Linked DNA regions of Mus musculus: region 2 is linked to region 1. A link is a loop called in an ENCODE intact Hi-C map of the cell type or tissue named here. Cell type or tissue: gastrocnemius. All regions are shown on one strand.

Region 1 (2,500 bases):
TTTCAACCTCTCCAAAAGGTGGACAAATTGGCACCATTTTTTGAGACAAACAGGACAAGCTCAGTGGTTAAAGGGCAGCTCAAAAGGTCACCGTGAAACGGATCTTAGCAGCAATGTCTAACTTTCTATTTCAATAGTTTTAAAATGTCTTACATAGGCAATGTAATAAGTATTTTCTCAAATAAAATTCATATCCCTATATGTTTAGGTCACCGTGGGACTCATGAATTGTCCAGATGCCCAACTTTAAATTGCTCCCCAAAGTACCCCCATTAGCTGTGTGTGGGGCTCCAAGCCCCAAGACTCCACTCAGTACCACATTCCTGGACTGGAATTAAATGAAGATAGGGGCCCTGAATCTAAAAGGAAAGGCTTGGGACAAGCAATGGGAAAAGCCTAGTACTCATTCTTCAGGGTAGTGCTGGCAAGCGGTGCTGCCCATGCTGTGCAGGGTTCAGTGTAGATGCCACCAGGTATCACTGGCAGGTGGGGCTCATGGAGCTGTCCCACACTGCTTAGCATGTTCATTTGTAAAAACCATTGCTTGCTTGGTCGCTGCCAGGATGTAGCCAAGTGGGGTTTCCCTTTGGGTAAAGCTAAAGGCTGGGGTACACCTCCTGAGAATTGATCCCCCTCTACAGAGAGGAGAACAAGTGCCCTTGGGCTACCAGCTAGGGCAAACCAGACTGATGCTCAGCACTGAGCAAGCTATTCTGCATGCTGCTCCCTCCGGCTGTTTAAGTCAATGTCACCAGAGTCCAACCAAGGTGGCAGGGTATTCTGGGCTGAAGTTAGCAATAGCCCTGTATAGTAAGCCGAGAAAACCTCAAGCCCCCAAATTCCACGAGGCACAAAATATTCCTGGAGTCAAACCACGGGAATCACTGCAAAGGGCTCCAGCCGCGACTCACATGCATCCTGAAATTGGTGTGGAGGGAGAGCTATTTGGGGGTGCTGCCTCACCGTGGCACCCCGCGATATTCCCACCCACCACTCCTTTCCTCAGTCCCCGGTGGCGGCGGCGGCTCCTCAACTCACGCTTCCCCGCACTTCACAAGAGGTCCTTTTCAACAAAACAACACAACTCACCACCCCCCTCCCCAGCACCCGCACCGGCCCGATCCAGGGCTACGCCCAGTCCGCCACCAGGCTTTGCGCACCCGGGAGCGCGCTTCTCGTACTCGCTTCCCAGCAGACACCCTTGCCTCTGTCCTAGACAATCCCATAGCTCCACTATAGTACGGACCAAGATCCAATCTCGGGCTCTGCGGCCCAGCTTGGGCCCTGCCCCTCCCCCTCCCCAGCCTCCCGAAGGGACAGGAGGGACAGGACGGCGCGCGCAGAGTGTCCCTTGTTAACCGCCTAGGCGCCGCGGGAGTCTGGAGCTCCAGGGATGGGACTCACCGGAATGTGCACTCGCAGTGACCGCCTCTTCAGGCTAGGGTTCTTTTTGCCACTGCTCCCGCCCGGGCTGGAAACCTCTTTCTTCTTCTTGGTGTCCATGGCTGCGCTTCCCATAACTTTAGCTAGAAGTTAATTCCGGTGCCTCGTCCCCGGGGTTCGGTCCCCTCGCTGCCTCCCAGGACTGCTGCCGTTACACTGGAGCCACGCGCTTTTTATGACTGTCCTCCCACCCTGAAAACACCTCGTGGGGACTTCCGCGGGGAGGGCGGGTGGCGCAGGTAACACGCGGGGCTCCACCCGAGGGGCTGGCAGTCCGCGGAATGCCGGGTTGGAGCGTCCTCTTTCTCCTACGGAATCATTGGGTGCAGAGTCTCGGCCCGTGCTACTTTTGGTTACGCGTGGCAGAAGTCTTGTGCTGGGTGATAAAGTTTTCCTCCTTCTGCAAAGCGAAGCAACATTTTCCACCTCTCGGCTCCTCCCACAAATTCCCAGAGGTAGTCGGCCAGGCAGGTGCAATTAACAACAGCAATTTGGAAAACAGCCTTCTCGTGTCTGTGCCTCGATGGAAACGGTGGCCAGAGACACTTGGTAGAGAAATGCATAACCCTGGGCCGCACAATAAAGCGACAGGGAGCCTGGGACCCGGAGGGCCTCCTCTTTGGGCGAGAGGGAGGGCAGAGGGGGAAGAGGAGGTGCAAAGGCGAAGACTCGTCGCAATTGGGCTGGCGCGTGGCCGCAGGAATAAACTGTGGCGGCGGCTGGCTGGGTTCTGCGGGCCGAAGGGCGCGCCCCAGCCCCTAGGGGAGAATAGGGCAGGGCGCCCGCCCCGGGCGGCCTCTGAGCCGCGGCCCCCGGGACCCGGGGAACTGTGGGGGCCGGGTCTGGCACCAACGTAGGCTCTGGGAGCGCTGGGCGGTGGCAGGCGGCGCGCGCGTTGAACAGGAAGTGCGCGGCGTGCGGCGCCACTGTCCCACTCCACGCGGCCCACGCTGCCCCCGGGTGGTCGCCGTGCACTCTCTGTCTCAAGGTAGGCCAGCTCCGGACTCGCCAGGAGCTGATTCTGATCCATCTGGTTTTGCTGTGTCTCTGTTTAGGT
Region 2 (2,500 bases), 120 kb after region 1:
GAGTAAGGAAAACCTACCTGGAATGTGGGTGGCCATGGAGCAGGGATCAAATAAAAAGAAAAAAACAAAACAAAACAAAAAAACAAAACAAACCAGGTTGTAAGATGAGCACCAGCCTCTCTGGGCCTCCTGAGGGTGAAGTGTCACAGGCTACCTTAGACCTCTGCTTGCCATGGCTTACCCACCACAGCAGAGGCTGTACCTCACACTGTGGCCAAAATAAACCCTTAAGTAGTTTCTGTCAGGAACGTTGTCACACATACAGGAACAATAGCAGACACATGGTTATGGCATGACAATGCTTCTGTTCTATTGCCCTCTCGTGAGAGAGTCATCCCTTAAACAACCATGAGTTCCCGTTAAGATGCTGTGTGGACAAGAATGGGAACTATGAAAAATGCTTTCTTTGGCATTGAGCAGCAACTGTTTGACTGAGGGCAATGGCCATGGAAGGACACAGATAAGGGCCATCAGGATTTCAGCCTTAAGGATAGACCTAGGTAACCTCACAGAGCATCCTACAGCCTCACAATACTAGTAAGTATTTGGCAGGGCCACATATGAGTTAATTTTGTGCCACTGTGTTGACAACTTAAAGGGAAAAGAGTTATTTTGGTTCATGGTTACTGAGGGTTTATTGCATGGTTGCTTGGCCATCGCATTTGAGCAGAACATCAGGATGACAGCAGTATATGGGGTAGGTTATTTACTTCATGATGGGCAGGAAGCCAGAAGGAGACTTGGACAATTGGACCAGGTAAGACCCTCGGACATCCCTGATCCTTCTCCCTCTAGATTGACCCCCACCTCCAAAAAGTTTCTACAATCTTTGGCAATTGCACCACCAGCAGGCACCAAGCTCCACATAAGCCCCAGTGGGGCATTTCAAGTCAAAGTCGGTCACCACAGCCAGTTAATGCAGGAGGGAAGTATCCTGGGTTAATGCTAGCTAGAACAATTTATTGGTTCAGGAGATGCTGCTTTCTTAAAAATAAGGGACGCAGAATTTTCTCCTTACATATGTCCCATTGCTCTACCAGACATCACGGATTTAAAAAAAAAAAGTCTTGGCTGAATAGCATGGTGAGATAACAGGATTAATATAGATACCCGTCAATGTAAAGCAGCATTAATGGACCAACTACCAAAACCTTACCATTCTGTTTGATCTGCTAAATTTCCTCACATTCTCTCCAAGAAAAAGTCGTCCCCTCATCTAAGCTTCTCTCTGGAGTGAACTTCACTAAGGCCCTATGGGACAGAGCTCAGCTCCACACTGGGCGGGGAGGAGCCCGGGCCTCGTGACGCCAGGCCGCGGGCGGTGACGTCATCCTCGGAGGCGAGGGCGTGCGTGCGGTGACGCGTGCCGTGACGCGAGGGCTCCGCAAGGCTGCGTGTCGTGGGCCGCGTCGCGCGCCGCGGCTCGTGCGGCTCGGCCCGGGCTGTGGCGGGAGCGGAGATGCCGCAGCCCGTGCCCTGGAGCGCCGCTATCCCGGCCTGCGGGTGTCGCGGTGAGTAGCCGGCCCGCGGCGCTTGACCCCGCGCGGCCTACGTCGGCGCCTGAGCGTGGGCTGCGGCCTGAAGGGACGCGGCTGCTGGAGCAGGCTTGGTGGCCTGGGAGGCCAGAGCTGCTTCCGGATTCAACAGCAGTGATGGGTACTGCGCATGGCCGTTCTCTCGGTGGCCGTAACCTCCAGCCAGTGTTGTGATTTACTAGAAAAAAATACCGATTTTATCTTTATTGCTGTTATTACGGTCAGGATTTAGACCGCGTCGGTACAGGAGGCTGGAAGACAGAAAGGATGCATGTTTCTTTGCAGTATGCTTGTTAAAAAAATTACCTTTTATGGTTTTCGTACACCCCAAACTAGTGCTTTAAATATAAATATAGGAAGACCCGCCACCTGTCTGTCAGATCTTGTCCTTTTACTTTGAGAGCCATCATGTTGGTTGGTTGCTTATCTTCAAACAAAAAATGAGACCCTGGAGACGCTTTCTAGTCCGTGGGCCCAACAAAACAGTTACTTCAAACTTATTTCTTCTTTTATTTGAAATAATGCTTTAAGAAAAACAGGAAGTAAGCCTTTCTTACCCTCAGCATGTGCCTGCCACGGAGCTCTGCAACTGAAATGTCACCATACCGTAGTCTATAGTTTTCATTTGATGGCCCTGGAATCAAATCTCTAACATTTCTGTGCTGTTTCTTGCCAGGTTTCTTAACAATTTTATATTACTATTTTTCTTGTGAAGTATAATTAACATGAAGTTTATTGATTATTTTACTAGTATAGTTGAATGGCATCGGGTACATTCACAGTGTTGTCTTAACAGGCAGTGCCATATATTTCCAAAATCAATCACTCAGGACAGACATTATAACATAGGGCAGGGACTCCTGCTCTTCTTCAGTCTCTCAGTTTACCTGGTTTAGATACTTCATTTGAATTGGAATCCATGGTCTTTCCTTTATCTGTATCTGTTTGAGGCTATTCTTGGTTGT

What was found. Hi-C counts contacts between places; a loop is a spot of excess contacts. Peaks named below come from ENCODE experiments on the same cell type or tissue, not always from the same donor. Only the 100,000 strongest peaks of a DNase experiment are listed, where the experiment ranks them.
Region 2: it touches region 1 in a loop (4-fold over the local background); 3 of 42 quality-filtered maps call a loop at or near these places.

The regions. Positions count from the first base shown.
Region 1 is chr5:25,098,607-25,101,106 of GRCm38, forward strand. It overlaps Prkag2 (protein kinase, AMP-activated, gamma 2 non-catalytic subunit), which reads right to left and starts at 2,036. Exons shown (of 16, transcript NM_145401.2): 1 at 1,405-2,036. The coding sequence starts at 1,518. It overlaps Gm42232 (a long non-coding RNA gene), which reads right to left and starts at 1,397. Exons shown (of 2, transcript XR_880887.2): 1 at 1,247-1,397. It overlaps 2900005J15Rik (RIKEN cDNA 2900005J15 gene), which reads left to right and starts at 2,369. Exons shown (of 1, transcript NR_027851.1): 1 at 2,369-2,500. In gastrocnemius, no CTCF peak of the experiment used is centred here; DNase peaks (open chromatin) are centred at 1,253, 1,685, 2,155 and 2,371; H3K4me3 peaks cover 2,500 bases; H3K27ac peaks cover 2,241 bases.
Region 2 is chr5:25,221,521-25,224,020 of GRCm38, forward strand. It overlaps Galnt11 (polypeptide N-acetylgalactosaminyltransferase 11), which reads left to right and starts at 1,352. Exons shown (of 12, transcript NM_144908.4): 1 at 1,352-1,511. In gastrocnemius, no CTCF peak of the experiment used is centred here; DNase peaks (open chromatin) are centred at 1,348 and 1,578; H3K4me3 peaks cover 1,617 bases; H3K27ac peaks cover 1,356 bases.